2 separate regions of the Homo sapiens genome follow, and region 2 is linked to region 1. The links are chromatin loops, found by intact Hi-C in ENCODE. Cell type or tissue: transverse colon. All regions are shown on one strand. Links, peaks and the distances in the headings refer to the core of each region. The heading gives the core; the rest is flanking DNA. Region 1 has its middle 80 kb from the start of DYNAP. Region 2 overlaps LOC107985125 (a long non-coding RNA gene).

Region 1 (8,462 bases), core at 395-8,394:
TTTATAAGTCTTAGTTTTGGTATGAGAGATACAGTATGCGTGTATAAATAGGAATTCAATTTTGTCTCTAATTTTTAATGAAGTAGCATAACATAATATGCTAGGTGTATTTTTTTAAATTTAGATCTCTCTCAAAATACTTGTTATACACCATATCAGTTAAAGTACTTAGAAACTGCTCATCATATTTCACTTTAGTTCTTTCCTTGAATGTATACCTAGGTGAATTCTGGCAGAGATAAATTTGGGGCAGAGCCTAGGATCTAAAGAATGTGAAAAAAGTTCCCTATGTCCGAAGGGAAAATCAGCAAAAGGTAAAAGCAAACAAAAAAATGAAGTGTAGGAATAGAGGATTTAAAATGTTATCCTCTTTTGCTTTCTCAGATGGCCTTGTTTGTGTGAAGCACAAAAGCAGCCCCTGTGTGTGACTAATGAATCTTCCAAGGCATTCTGGGGACTGTGTTGTCAGCCCTTTTAATGGCCTATTAAGCACAGGATTGAATAGATTAAGCATGCAGCCGTCCAAATTAGACCTTGAGTAATCTGACTGACCATGTTAGGCCTTGTGTGACACAGCATCCCTTAGGCTGATGTTAAGGACTCAGACAAGGTGAGAAAAGTCTGTGCTCTAGAAACACAGTCCTTCCCAGGACAAAATAAGCCAACAAATATGGAAGGCAAAGTTTAGTTGGATGGAGAGTGTCATAGAACAAGTACTTCACTCAAAGCTCAATTCTGCTTGTTAATAACAATGTGACCTTGGACAAGTTATTTTTCTTTTCTTTTTTTTCTTTTTTTTTTTGAGACAGAGTTTCACTCTTTCACCCAGGCTGGATTGCAATGGCACAATCTTGGTTCACTGCAACCTCTGCCTCCCGGGTTCAAGTGATTCATAAATTACCCAGACTCAGGTAGTTCCTTTCAGCAATGAGAGAATGGACTAATACAGGCTCCTTCATGAGCTTCTCTTCCTGTCTCCTTTTCATGTTTCATAATCTCGAGGCCTCGCCATTCTCTTATCCATTCAAAATTACTTTTGAGTGCTTACTTTGTGTAAGACACTATGCCATGGGCTACTAGACTAGTACACTGTTGAATAAAACATGTGTTTTGCTCTTAAAAAAAAAGCTTATAGGTTAATTAGAGAGAAGATAATAAAAGTTAATATTTATTGGGCAATTATTCTGTGCTAGATGCTTAATTCTCATTAATTCCCACAGCTACTCTGAGGGCTACATTCTCTCTTTATCCCCATTTTACAGGTGAGACAAAGTCAGGCAACATGTCCAAAGTCACATAACCTGCAAGTGTCTGAGCAAAGATTCAAACCCAAATATCTATGAATTCAGAGCCCAAGTTTTTTAATCAGACTTAAACACTATGCTATATTAAAAAGTAATTATACTGTGGTATAATATAACTAGAATGTGGTGAATGACATATGAAGTACGAACAGATTTGCATGGACATTTAGAGGAAGGAGTGGCCACTTTTGGCTGCAAGAATCAGAGAAGACATGGTGTAGGAGAGATTGGAGATGTATCTTTAAAAGCCATATTAGTCTATGCTCTGCCAAGATTATTATTATTTTCAGCAGAAATGCTTTCAAGTGAGACTGGGAGCCCATCCAATGACAAACCAACATGAGTAAAACACAGCCTTAGAAGTAAAGAGCCCACTGCTGTGAAATCAATGCTCTTGACTTAGACCTCCAAATGCCAAGCCTAGGAAGTGGAAATTTTCCACAAAGAAGCAAACACTATTTCACCCTTGGCTAACCACGGGCCAATCTGTAAGCGCTTCCAACATTTTAGTTGGGAGGATGAAACTCTGTGTATGCTGGTGTGATAGCCCAGCAACTGTGTGAACAAAGACAAGGATTGCTCTTGGTGCCACCCAAAATAATCTCTTTGAAGCCAGGATTCCCTACAGGTCAGTGGTCCCCAACCTTTTTGGCACCAGGGACCAGTTTCATAGAAGACAAATTTTCCACTGATGGGAGGGTGGTAGGATGGTTTCGGGATGATTCAAGCCCATTACATTTATCATTAGATTCTCATAAGGAGGGTGCAACCTATATCACTCACATGCACAGTTCACAATAGGGTTCACACTCCTATGAGACTCTAATGCCACTACTGATCTGACAGGAGGCAGAGCTGAGCTTTGGTTGCTTAACCGTGGCTCACCTCCTGCTGTGCGGCCCAGTTCCTACCAGGCCATGAACTGTCAGGGGTTGAGGAGTCCTGCTATAGAGCATAGAATTATATTATCTATTTCAGGGAAAGGAGAAAAAGATTTCTGCAGCCTGTGATAGGCTAATATTTTTGTGAACTATGTATCAGAAGATATTTTTTATTAATACCGCTAGAAACAAAACACAGTGCTGCTATTTTTTTTTTTTTGATGAATAAATTTCAAAGTCTAGACAACTGCTAATGGGTATGAAAGGGAACTCATTCCAATCCCACTCCTGTGCCTCCCTGAGCTGTGGTTTTTAGTATCAGCCAAGGTCCACGTCAGGGAGTCATTGCCTTTGAATATCACTGGTTACATTTTGTAGATGTTTTCAGGAGAATCGCTAAAGACTGACTCTTAATGGGGTAGAAGGTGAAAAATAGGTAAAACTCTTCTCTAATTGCCTGTGCTTCCATTCCTGAGACCCTTAATCATGCTGATTGGAAGCAGGCATTTGTGGCTGACAGTCTCTCTCTTGGCCTGACCCCTGACACACACATGCCTTGCTCAGCCCGCGTCATCTTCTTTTGTTTGTTCAACCTGTTTTGTTGCCTTGCACGCCCATGCTACTATGACCCTTAGCCTCAGGAGCACAGATTTCTTGCTCTGCTTCTTCAGTCCTCTCAGTCTAAACAGGTGGGAAAGTCCTGAATAGAGGGCCTTGCTGCTCATCTATCAGATGTTGAAATCAAAGTTGACCTCGGTGCAAATAATATTTTCAACTTAAATGTTTAACTTCTCTATTTTGACATATAGTACCCATCTGATGGGTATCATTTTGCAAATACAGACTCAGATAAGAAAGAAATGTCTTATTATTTAATTTGCATAAAATGAAATAAAATCTTATCATAAGTCCTTTTACCACTTGGCTCTTGGGAAATTGAATCATATCACTGCTGGCTTCCCTGTCTTTCACCCTCTGTTTCTGCTGTCAGAGTCTGAAGGAAATTAGTGAGAAAGCTATCATTTATGATTTAAATAATCTAATTGAGCATGAGAATACGTACTGCAATATGCAAAAAATATTGCAAGACTATCTTCTTAGCTATGTTGAGAACAGGGCACGTTAATCATATTCACATGATGAATACTACCATGTGAATTGGTAGTTAACATAATTCATGATTAGGAACGGGTTAATATAATTCATGAAAAGAAAGAGAACAGTTCTTGGTACATGATTGTCATCATCATCATCATGCAACTACTGTTTGAACACATCTAGTGAAAGAGAGATCCATATCTCACAAGACAAGTCATCTCAACATTGCGTAGCTCTCATTATTACCAAGTTCTTGTCAATTAAGAGAAAGGCTTCAGATTTTAATATGTGTGAACTCTAGTTTTTTGCATCCCACTATATTTTCAACTGTGCTCACGCGCTAGCACCATTGCCAAAGATGTTTTTTATCTATTTATCACTCCGCAGCACCTGCTATTCAATAAATGATGTTGACCAATAAGCACACACATATATTCTATGTTGAGCTAGAAAAAGTGATTACTTAAAAAGAAATTTTATTTAATAATGGGAAAATATACTCTGATATTCTGTTTCTGAAACTAATGAAGAACAAAATTTTATAGAAATACCATCATGATTGTTATGCTAAAATATGCTAGATTATTTCCCTGAAATATTTATTTGTAGTAAATCATATGCTATCTAAACTAAGTAATTTGGTAAGAAATTACATTCTTTATTAACACTTGTACACTTAATGGCACTATCAACTCACTTCTTCTGCATAGAATAATTTAAAATTTTGAATTAATGAGAAATATGTGTTGTGGAGTTTTCAATTAGGTTTGAAAACTTCAATTTTTTTCAATAAAAAAGAGTGTAAGCGGTTTGGGCAATCTTAATGTATTTCTTAGCTAATTGAAAAACAAGTTATTTAATGCAATAGTAAACAATTCTAACATTTGATAGCTCTATTATATCCTAATTTATAAAATCTGAAATTAATATTGCATACCATGATTTTATAAATAATAAAATGCAACAATCCTTTCTGTTAAATAAGAGTTTTTTGTTTTTCACAAGAAAGTGCCCACTAGATGGCACTAAACAACTGCCAAAATTTTTCTGACAATGACTATACCAGGTCAAGAAAATAATCCAAGAATCCTAATGATTAATGAGACAGTTGTTCCAGACAGGCACATCTAGTCTCAAAGTCACTAAATTACACATAAGATGATATTGAAAGCTATCTACTCTATATTCTCTATATGCAGGGCAAATAGCTAGAACTTAACACAAATGGGAAAATGTAAATGGTTCTTATGATTAAACTGCACTAATCTGAATTCCACTAAAATTCCACTATCTGACCAAGGCCTGGATTTTCTTAGTATTTATGAAGAAATAGACTTTACTAAACAGCAATAACAAAAAAAATGAAAAAGAATTCCAGGAGCAATAATTTTTATATAATTTGAACTGATAATTATAACTATTCTTGACCAAGGGCTGGTAGGGGGAGATGAATATAAAAACATTTCACTTCTTTAGGGTTTTCTGGCATTTAGAGCTACCTTTGTAGAAGGTATTGAACTTGTAAATTAAATCATAAAACTGGAAGTATTATAACATAGTTACACAAAGCCAAAATGTTAGACAAAAGCTCCAGGTTTCAGGTAATGGTCAGGATATTTGTATGTGTTAGCCTATGGAAATATTCCACTAACTTATCTGGAAATATTCCACTAACTTATTTGGAGGTTGATGATATTCAGCTACAAAATGCATAGTCAAACACCAGATGGCTTTGCAAGCAGTGCATTTGCTACCTTGCACCCATTTTGTTGTATAAAGATAGGGTAACCTTAATGGTAATCCCTTGACATCAATTCATTTGTGCCCCTAGTTGTGCATGCAGGACCTCGGCTTCCCGAAATAGGCACCCCTTCTAAAGGGTTCAGAAAGATCCCCATGGTCTCTTATTCAGTTACCATCGTGCTCTCTGCCTTTTTGTTTCTCGTCTAAGCTAGCCCCATCTCTGCTGGATACCTAGGGGCCTCCTGGGCACTTCTACCACTGCTGCCACTATGTGTACTGGGCACTGCAGTTCACCATCACAAATGAGCCACTGAGGCCATGGAGACACAAAGGCCACGTGGCTTTGTGGGAGATGGTTTGCACTGGGTGCTGGGCTAACTCCTGGGGACACCATGGTGAAACAGAAAAGCATGAACTTTTGAGGAGCAGCAGCCAAGATGGCCGAATAGGAACAGCTCTGGTCTACAGCTCCCAGCGTGAGCGATGCAGAAGACGGGTGATTTCTGCATTTCCATCTGAGGTACCAGGTTCATCTCACTAGGGAGTGCCAGACAGTGGGCACAGGACAGTGGGTGCAGCGCACCGTGCATGAGCCGAAGCAGGGCGAGGCATTGCCTCACTCGGGAAGTGCAAGGGGTCAGGGAGTTCCCTTTCCTAGTCAAAGAAAGGGGTGACAGACAGCACCTGGAAAATCGGGTCACTCCCACCCTAATACTGCGCTTTTCCGACGGGCTTAGAAAAACGGCGCACCAGGAGATTATATCCTGCACCTGGCTCGGAGGGTCCTACGCCCACGGAGTCTCGCTGATTGCTAGCACAGCAGTCTGAGACCAAACTGCAAGGCAGAAGCGAGGCTGGGGGAGGGGCGCCCGCCATTGCCCAGGCTCACTTAGGGAAACAAAGCAGCCGGGAAGCTCGAACTGGGTGGAGCCCACCACAGCTCAAGGAGGCATGCCTGCCTCTGTAGGCTCCACCTCTGGGGGCAGGGCACAGACAAACAAAAAGACAGCAGTAACCTCTGCAGACTTAAATGTCCCTGTCTGAAAGCTTTGAGGAGAGCAGTGGTTCTCCCAGCACGCAGCTGGAGATCTGAGAACGGGCAGACTGACTCCTCAAGTGGATCCCTGACCCCTGACCCCTGAGCAGCCTGATTGGGAGGCACCCCCCAGTAGGGGCAGACTGACACCTCACACGGCCGGGTACTCCTCTGAGACAAACCTTCCAGAGGAACGATCAGACAGCAGCATTCGCGGTTCACGAAAATCCGCTGTTCTGCAGCCACTGCTGCTGATACCCAGGCAAACAGGGTCTGGAGTGGACCTCTAGCAAACTCCAACAGACATGTAGCTGAGGGTCCTGTCTGCTAGAAGGAAAACTAACAAACAGAAAGGACATCCACACCAAAAACCCATCTGTACATCACCATCATCAAAGACCAAAAGTAGATAAAACCACAAAGATGGGGAAAAAACAGAGCAGAAAAACTGGAAACTCTAAAAAGCAGAGCGCCTCTCCTCCTCCAAAGGAACGCAGTTCCTCACCAGCAACGGAACAAAGCTGGACGGAGAATGACTTTGACGAGTTGAGAGAAGAAGGCTTCAGACGATCAAACTACTCCGAGCTACAGGAGGAAATGCAAACCAAAAGCAAAGAAGTTAAAAACTTTGAAAAACATTTAGACGAATGTATAACTAGAATAACCAATACAGAGAAGTGCTTAAAGGAGCTGATGGAGCTGAAAGCCAAGGCTTGAGAACTATGTGAAGAATGCAGAAGCCTCAGGAGCCGACATGATCAACTGGAAGAAAGGGTATCAGTGATGGAAGACGAAATGAATGAAATGAAGCAAGAAGGGAAGCTTAGAGAAAAAAGAATAAAAAGAAAATGAACAAAGCCTCTAAGAAATATGGGACTATGTGAAAAGACCAAATCTACATCTGATTGGTGTACCTGAAAGTGACGGGGAGAATGGAATCAAGTTGGAAAACACTCTGCAGGATATTATCCAGGAGAACTTCCCCAATCTAGCAAGGCAGGCCAACATTCAGATTCAGGAAATACAGAGAACGCCACAAAGATACTCCTTGAGAAGAGCAACTCCAAGAATCATAATTGTCAGATTCACCAAAGTAGAAATGAAGGAAAAAATGTTAAGGGCAGCCAGAGAGAAAGGTCGGGTTACCCACAAAGGGAAGCCCCTCAGACTAACAGCGGATCTCTTGGCAGAAACTCTACAAGCCAGAAGAGAGTGGGGGCCAATATTCAACATTCTTAAAGAAAAGAATTTTCAACCCAGAATTTCATATCCAGCCAAACTGGGCTTCATAAGTGAAGAGAAATAAAATACTTTACAGACAAGCAAATGCTGAGAGATTTTGTCACCACCAGGCCTGCCCTAAAAGAGTTCCTGAAGGAAGCACTAAACATGGAAAGGAACAACCGGTACCAGCCACTGCAAAATCATGCCAAATTGTAAAGACCATTGAGGCTGGGAAGAAATTTCATCAACTAATGAGCAAAATAACCAGCTAACATCATAATGACAGGATCAAATTCACACATAACAATATTAACTTTAAATGTGAATGGACTAAATGCTCCAATTAAAAGACACAGACTGGCAAATTGGATAAAGAGTCAAGACCCATCAGTGTGCTGTATTCAGAAAACCCATCTCATGTGCAGAGACACACATAGGCTCAAAATAAAGGGATGGAGGAAGATCTACCAAGCAAATGGAAAACAAAAAAAGGCAGAGGTTGCAATCCTAGTCTCTGATAAAACAGACTTTAAACCAACAAAGATCAAAAGAGACAAAGAAGGCCATTACATAATGGTAAAGGAAACAATTCAACAAGAAGAGCTAACTATCCTAAATATATATGCACCCAATACAGGAGCACCCAGATTCATAAAGCAAGTCCTGAGTGACCTACAAAGAGACTTAGACTCCCACACATTAATAATGGGAGACTTTAACACCCCACTGTCAACATTAGACAGATCAATGAGACAGAAAGTTAACAAGGATATCCAGGAATTGAACTCAGCTCTGCACCAAGCGGACCTAATAGACATCTACAAAACTCTCCACCCCAAATCAACAGAATATACATTTTTTTCAGCACCACACCACACCTATTCCAAAATTGACCACATACCTGGAAGTAAAGCTCTCCTCGGCAAATGTAAAAGAACAGAAATTATAACAAACTGTCTCTCAGACCACAATGCAATCACACTAGAACTCAGGATTAAGAAACTCGCTCAACTACATGGAAACTGAACAACCTGCTCCTGAATGACTACTGGGTACATAACGAAATGAAGGCAGAAATAAAGATGTTCTTTGAAACCAACGAGAACAAAGACACAACATACCAGAATCTCTGGGACACATTCAAAGCAGTATGTAGAGGGAAATTTATAGCACTAA
Region 2 (8,462 bases), core at 369-8,368, 310 kb before region 1:
GAATTTTAAGGAGTTTTCTGAATACTAATTAGTAGTATGAGCTTGGACAACTCACAACTTGTTGGTCTTCAATTTCCCCAGCTGTAGAAATAAAACGATTATACAGAATGATCTCAAAGGTCTCATTCAATTCTATGCAGACATATATGTTCCCAGGCCTTAGTGGGTTTGCAATCTGGTTGAAGTAGAAGACTAGCCATCCTGAAAAAAAAAAAAAAAAAAAACCAGCAAGCATTACTAGAAAAAATACAATTACATGTTCAATTATGTGGTACAGATTCTGAGTGTTCTAAGAATTCAGGGCACAGTTGTATCTGAGGCTGGAGAAACAACTCAAGGCCTCATGGAGGAATGGTGTTTTTAGCTTAGACTTAAACGTGATTTACTAGCACTGCAATTCCAAAATCCACTGGGGCAGTGGCTAATTTTCAGGGCAGGAACTGTGTCTCCTTAATCGCTGTACTTTTCCTCCCTAGCGCTCCGTGTCTACACCATTGGATTTAGCTCCAAATCCACTCTATCTTGTCCTGTTTACTGTGGGCTCATGCATGCTGGTCCAACTGTATCATAAATTCTTAAGAGCCAGGCCTTTAGTTTACAAGTTTGTATCAGTTTTGTGGCTCAACATAAGAGTAAATCATACTCTTTATGACACAGGCCTTTCTTAACTCTCTTTATTGAATTGAAATGAATTTAAACTGTGGGATCAGGGCAGGTTTCAAAGGAAATGAAGTTATTTAAAGAGAAATCTGAGGAGACAGGAGAGGAGAGGATGTCTCTGTTGGATGCTTGTGAAGGACAAACATACCACAAAAGGGTGATGTATATATAAGTCATGGGCTGGCTGCAAGAAGACTATGAGCCTCAAGTCCTTTGATTTTTTTTTTTTTTTTTTTTTTGAGATGGAGTCTCACTCTGTCACCCAGACTAGAGTGCAGTGGCGCAATCTCGGCTCACTGCAACCTCCACCTCCCAGGTTCAAGGAATTCTCCTGCCTCAGCCTCCTGAGTAGCTGGGACTATAGGCATGCACCACCACATCCAGGTACTTTTTGTATTTTTAGTAGAAATGGGGTTTCACCATGTTGGCCAGGATGGTCTTGATCTCCTGACCTCGTGATCCACTCACCTCAGCCTCCCAAAGTACTGGGATTATAAGCGTGAGCCACGAGCCTGGCCAGGAAATTCTTTTTAAGACTCAAATGATTAGTCAGAAGTAAAATGAAGCGCACATGGCATGTTTTATTAAAGTGGGCATGCCAGTTACACTATATTTTTAGGTAACTTGGGGGAAATAAGAAAATCAGCACAATTAAAAGTAGTGTAATTCCTATTTGAGATATGATGCCATTTGTATCTATTAAAATGTCTTGAATGGCTGGACTGATCTATTCATTCATGCAAAAATATTTATTTAGTGACTACTGTGTGTCTGACACTCTTTTGGGTATTAGAACTATATCAGTGAACAAAACACAAAAAAACTTCCTCTATTCTGAAAGCTTACAGTAGAAGGAGAGAGATAATGGTCAATAAGCATTCTAAGTAAATCATATAATATGCTGAAAGATCACACATGCTATTGGAAAGTGAAAAATAACTAGAGTAAGGGGCATGGGGAGTGCCTCAGGGGAGGTTGGGGGACAGTTACAATTTAAAGATGACATTTAAAGAAAGGCTTAGAGGTGAGAAATTTCTGTGGAGGTGCGAGGAAGAGAGGCAGAAAGGGAAGCTGCTTGAGTAAAGGCTTTGACATGGGATCTTGCCTCCTGTCTAAAGAAATGCACAGGCCAGTGTGGACCAAGAACAAGGTGGGGACAGGCGTGGAAGAGTAATAAGAAAAGTCAGAGAGGTAGCGGGGTCAAAACTGTCTAAAGCCATGAAGGCCATTATGGGTACTTCGTCCTTGGAGAAAAAATGGGAGCCCTTGGAGGGCTTTGAGCATGAAAGCCGCCACACTCTGATAGCTGAGTCACATTCTTAAAAGTATCTACGTCAAAACTACAAGGTCATGCCTCTTCCTAGGATGGGCTGCTGGGGGTGGGATGGTGTGGAGGCCACTGCAGGAATCCAGGTGACACGGGATGGCCCAACCACAGTGCTGTGAGAAAGGGTGGGTTCTTGGTATACATTAAAGGAAGAGCCAAAATAATTTGCTGATGGGTGGGATGTGGTGCATGAGAGAAGTCAAAATGACTTCAAGGCTTTGGGCCTGAGAACTAGAAGCAGGGAGTTGTCCTTCCCTGAGGTGGGAAAACTGGGAGGAAGAGAACATGGCAGAAAGAATAGGAGTTCCAATTCAAACATGTTAAGGTTGAGCAATCTGCTAGATATTCAAACAGAGATTTCCTGTATTAAGGAATACTAGAATCTAGCTTTGTGGATTCAGTGGAAAAACTAGACTCTTCTTTTCAAAGAATATAAGCATATCCGGAGATTCACAGATTTCTGATTTCCAAGAAGGTTGGTGACTCTTAACGTCTGTTTGTTTTCATTTCTCCTTTAAATTACATTTCCATTTTATTAACCTAAAATTTTGTATATATAGTGTAATTATTCCTCATCAGGATAGACCCAGTTATTTATTTCCAAATTGCGAATTTTGTTTGGTGATATAAATTACCAGTCAATATCACAAAATCTTGGAAAGCATCACCTACATCATTTCAAATGCTAAGCAAAAATGGACTTGTGAAGCCCAGCATACCATTAAATTGTATATTTAGGGATTTAACTTTAGATATCCCGAGTTGCATTTTAGTCATCCAACAATCATTTATTGAATAAATACCATGATCCTGGAATCGTGCTAGCATCAGAGGGCCCAGAGACTTTTAAAAATGCCCTTTTGGCATCTTTAGGAGCCTGTATGGGCAGAATGGTTGGCTTATGGAGAGGGTAAGGAGCTTTTAAATGACTGAAATATTCATTGTAATATAACTACGAATTCAAGCTTGGGCATATGGGTGGCGGAGCACTGGAGGAAAGTACAATCTCTCTTTTCTTCATTCCATGTGCAAATTCCAGCTCCAATTTTGTGGACAATTCTTTTATTTACTAGTTCTTAGTACAACTCTTTCTATTACTGCATCAAGAGGTGCTGGTCCTTCTCAGAAATGACAGGCAGAAATAGGTTAATTAGATCAAATATTCACAGCTTCTGGGTTGCCCTCCCAGATCACAGTGTTTTATCCTTTAAACAGTGACCACTGAAGTTCGAGTCTGGAAATGGGCAATGCTTTGTCAGGCAGGAGTAAAGGAGTGAGCTGCCCAGATCCCCCCCACAAGAGTGTCTGCTGTCTTCAGTCTAGCAGAGAGGACACACTGGCCCTCTTGTTTTCTTTCTTGGAAGCCTAGAGCCACTTCCGAGGATCATACGCATTCAGTAAAGAACTTAATATCACCCCCCACCCCCAACGTGCCATATTTAATACAGTGAAGTCCAGTCCCAATGTTTTGCCTGTGATAAACTGAGGAAGGTTTCTGCTCCGACGAGGACCTGGGCTCCGAAGGCAGGTAGTCCATTCATGCCTCAGTTCCACAGCTTGGGGCCCAGTGACTTTGGGTGAGTCACTTAATCGGCCCCTGCCTTGGTTTCTTAATCTGCAGGAAGGGCGGGTGGTTATGTAGTAACAGGGTTGCTGTGAGGCTCATATGAGATAATCCAGCTAAAGCTTTTAGCACACAGCTTAGTACAAAATAGATGCTCAATAAACGTTAGGCATTTTACATTCTGATTTCAGTCCTTGAGTTTACAGTTAAAATTTTGATACATCTAGAGCCAAGACTAATCGTGTGAAACAAGACAGCCCTACAGACAATATCTAAGAAGATCCCCTCAGCCCTACTCCAGGATCCTAAATACGTACACTGTTTCAGGAACCTGGATGTCTAGACGTTTTATGAAATGTCCACTAGGTGGCAACATGTTGTCATATTTACTGTCCGCACTGTCTAAATTTCTAACAGGGATCCTGAAAAACCACATTCACCTTATCTGATACTTAACAATTTTATCATAAACAAAACCAGATTCGCTACAGTCATTATTTCAACTAAAAAAAAAAAAAGCTCCAGTTAGTGGGCTCTTGTTTTAAAAATAACATATTTGTTATTCACATTGTTTGAATGGTTATCCTTGTATCATACGAACAATATGATGTTAAATATCACACTTGAGGATTTCTCTGTTTTTTATTCTTATGCTCCTATTTGATTTTTAAATGTTTTAACACATTGATTACCTGACAAAGGATGAAGGATTTAGATGTTTGTCACGATTCAAAAAAAATCTCATTGCATGACCTGGTCATTTGGCATCATATTAACGACTTGGGGAAAGAAAGGATAAAATTTTTTTTTTCTTATGCATTTTATGTTCTTAAATCAAAGTCTCGATGCAGACCCCAAAACCAAAAATGCCAGCAACCGCACATGGGACACAAACCTTGTGTTCTACCAGGCTGGGATTTTTCAGAAAATTCAAAGTAATCTCTCTAAAATGAACATATACTTTACTTTCCTTGCTATTCCTTTAAAGTGTGTTTTTTTGGAGAAATGTAGATAAGGAATGAAGGAAGAATAAATGGATGACTCTGACATAAAAGGAGGCTTTGGGATGCAACTGTTATGTGACAGCAAGGAGTAAAAATATAAGAATTTGTGGACGAGGAAGAGAGGTGGTAAGAAAAGGTTCCCAGTGATGTGAATTAGGATTGAAGAACTCCAGCCTGAAGAGGGGATTGTTATGTGGAGCACAGTTAGATAATAAAACCGCTATAAAGACACATGAGAGATTTGTATGATAAAATGTTATGTTATCTTATATAATAAATATTTTGGTACATGATTGAGAGGTCTTTGAGAATGCCATGATACATTTTATTGTTCATTTATATTTATTAAAAGCATAAAATAAAAGGGTAAATAGTTGATATTAACAAATAAAGTTCCAGAACAAGTTCTGTCTATAGGCATTTCTTATGAATTCTTACTGTCTATAGTAAAATAATGATATATTACTGATCACTACACATGTTAAGCTTTTACTTTTTAATTAAAACTGTCATTAATGATCCAGCTACTGCCTGGAAATTAACCTCAGGCTTATTATAAAATTAGCATTTTCAAAGTCATATTTTAAAGCAACATTTAAATGTCTGTTGTTCTTAGTGGTAGGGGGCTCCATAGTAGGAAAGGAGGCATATTGATTACAACACAGATTATTGAGGAGGATTGTCTCAGCATACCCTTCCAATTATATTGAAAATCACCTTGTGATAAGACATAAATATCTGTAAATGTTATATAATGGGGTTTTATCTGTTTGTTTTGCAGAAAGCACACTGTTAGTAAACAGATGGTTTAGAACTATTATAGTTGCCAATAACTGGAAACTTGGCCCTAGAAAGGACAAAATACTGTATATAATTGTTCATTAAACAAATATTTATTGACTCTCTGATGTGGGCCTTAGAAATTCAATAGTGATCCAAATAGGCATAGTCTCTGACCCCACAACTGCTCCTAGATTCTAATAGAAAACAGACAATAAATAAACATTGTAACACATGTGGTAATGATGGAAAAGAAGGCTACAGGAAATTTGAAATAAAAGAAGAAAGTTTACCTAGAGTACACACTGGAATTTAAGTTTACTAAATAAATGACTTGTACATGTAAAACAACAACAACCAAAAACCTAAACAAAACCCCATATGGTTTAATATTGCTAATTAATGATCTTTCAAATAGCCAGTAAACATGTTTCACAGCACTACCAATTTGTTACCATCCTGCTATCCTTCAAGCTAGCACAAAATCTACAAAAGAAACTCTTCATCTGATTCCCATTTAACTGGCTCTCTGAAATTAATCTCTAGTGTCCATGGCATGGATGCCATTGATAACATCTGTGAGTGATGCTCACTGCCTCTGGATCCCACAGCTAGTACGCTAACTCTCTGGAACCCCAGATCCTCTTCTCACATGACTGGGTTGTGTGTTTATTAACCATCAATTACATGCTTTCCCCAAACTGATGTGTACCAGTTCTACTCTACATTTTAGTTTTATAATTTACTTGAATATCTTGTGAACTGATGAAGTAGGACAAAAAAGAATAATTGTTTTTATGAAAAATAAGTTGAATGCTTTGAAAAGGACCCAAGGATAAATTGCTAAAAAAGATTTTGCTCCCCAAATAGGAAATGGTAAGAAAACAATGGATTCGAAAAATCAATGAAAATCTAGAAGTGTCCTGTACTTAGATTTCCTCCCAAGTATGTTTATGTCCTCACTTTTCTTGAAAAGAACTGAAGCTGGACACTTTAGACTATGCTCTTTTAGGTGTGTTTATTTAAAATCAAGATGCTTAGGCTGGGCACGGTGGCTTACGCCTGTAATTCCAGCAGCACTTTGGGAGGCTGAGGCGGGCGTATCACTTGAGGTCAGGAGTTGACCAGCCTGGCCAATATGGTGAAACCCTGTCTGTAATGAAAATGCAAAATTTAGCTGGGCGTGGTGGCACATGCCTGTAGTCCCAGCTACTCGGGAGGCTGAGGCAGGAAAATCACTTGAACCTGGGAGGTGGTGGTTGCAGTGAGCTGAGATCACACCACTGCACTCCAGCCTGGGTGACAGAGCAACAGCCTGTCTCAAAAACTACAAAACAAACAAACAAACAAAAAACAACTAACCTGGCCTACACATATTGAACTTTTCTACTGCAAACATTCAGTGGTTCCTTATGAACCTGACAAATTAAATGTATATTTCTCACCATGGAGTTTCAAGCCTCCCAAAATATAATGGTGATTTACTTTTCATGTAGTATTTCCTACTATTCCCCTGCTTATATCCTGCTCTCTAGTCAGTACATTACCTGACATGGCTAACTGTGGTAAATTATGATGGTAAAATCTGACAGTTTTATGCCTCCTGGTATCCATGTCTTTGTGTGGCCGCCCCCTGCATTGACTCTGGGCTTGGCCATGTGGTTTGCTTTGTCCAATGAGACATTGGTAAATGTTACAGAAGCAGAGGCTTGAAGGGGATACAAAATTTCAGCCAGATAAGAGGAGTAAGTTCAAGAGAACTATAGTACAACATGGTGATGGTAGTTGATAGTAAAGTATTGTGTTCTTGAAAATTGATGAGAGAGTAGATTTAAGTGCCCTCACTGCAAAAAAAAAAAAAAAAAAAAAAAAAAAAAAAAAGATAAGTATGTGAGGTAATGCATACGGTAATTAGCTCAATTTAGCCATTCCACAATGTATATCTACAGTATTTCAAAACATATTATACACAATAAATACATACAAGTTTTACTTGCCAATTTAAAAAATAAATAAAACAAAGCAACAACAACAGCACTAAACAAAAATAAAAACAAATTAAAAATGCTTTGCATTGGGGATTGTTCTCTTGGAAAATGGCTGCTGCCATGTGGCAAAATCCAAGTCAGCCTTTCTGAGGGTTAGAGCAGCTCACCTGTCCCAGGTGGATCCTGGCTGCCTTATTCAACAATGCTGCTTGAAACAATAGCCTGACCCTAAACTTGAAGACATGGGCTGACCATAGATTAGTCACCTGGTAGGAGCCCCTGGCTGTTCTTTGACCACAGATGGACTAGTTCCCAGGCTAGCTGTACTGTGTGATTTTTCCTTTTCCTGAACCCTTAGCCCTGCCTTTACCCTCCCCACTCCTGTGTCATTGCTCCCGGGAAACCATCTGAATGGAAACCCCATTGACAAAAATAACACACCACTTACAGAGAGCCTGTTGGCCATCCAATGTAAGGTAAATGATTGAAATGTGTGAGTCCATTGAATCTTCGCTTTGGACACGTTTTTCCATCACACAAAAGTTTACCAAACACAAAGTTGGAAAAGACCCTTTAAGAAATTGTTTAATATACTTCTAAAATCATTAAGTGCCATAGAGAATAACATTTCCTTAGGATTGCTTTCTTAAATCCTATAGCCTTCATTTTCAAGGAAAGTGGCTTGATATAAGTGCAGGTGTGCCTCGTTTTCTTGTGCTTTGCTTTATTGTATCTCGTAGTTACTGTGTTTTGTACAAATTGAAGCTTGTGGCAACCCTGTGTCGAGCAAGTCTATAGGCACGATTTTTCCAACAGTACGTGCTCACTTTGTGTCTCTGTGTCATATTTTGATAATTCTCACCATATTTCAAACTTTTTCATTACTGTATCTGTTATGGTGATCTGTGATCAGTCACATTTGGTGTTACTATTACAATTGTTTTGGGTTCAATGAATCACATCTATAGAAGACAGTGACCTTAAGTGATAAATGTTGTGTGTCTTGACTGTTCTAGCTTCTCTATTCTTTGAGACACAACAATATTGAAAATAGGCCAATTAATAACCCTACCATGGCCTTCAAGTGTGCAAGTGAAAAGAAGAGTTGCAGGTCTCCCATTTAAAGCCAAAGTTTAGTG

Evidence for each region. Peaks named below come from ENCODE experiments on the same cell type or tissue, not always from the same donor. Only the 100,000 strongest peaks of a DNase experiment are listed, where the experiment ranks them.
Region 2: it touches region 1 in a loop (4-fold over the local background); 89 of 110 quality-filtered maps call a loop at or near these places.

What each region holds. Positions count from the first base shown.
Region 1 is chr18:54,667,324-54,675,785 of GRCh38, reverse strand. No RefSeq gene overlaps it. Among named protein-coding and RNA genes, the nearest start is that of DYNAP, 80 kb to the right of the region's middle. In transverse colon, for the core only: a CTCF peak has its summit at 4,307 (motif pointing right); a DNase peak (open chromatin) is centred at 2,775; H3K27ac peaks cover 1,152 bases.
Region 2 is chr18:54,978,722-54,987,183 of GRCh38, reverse strand. LOC107985125 (a long non-coding RNA gene) reads left to right here. Exons shown (of 2, transcript XR_001753541.3): 2 at 1-108. Among named protein-coding and RNA genes, the nearest start is that of CCDC68, 23 kb to the right of the region's middle. In transverse colon, for the core only: a CTCF peak has its summit at 3,900 (motif pointing right); no DNase peak of the experiment used is centred there.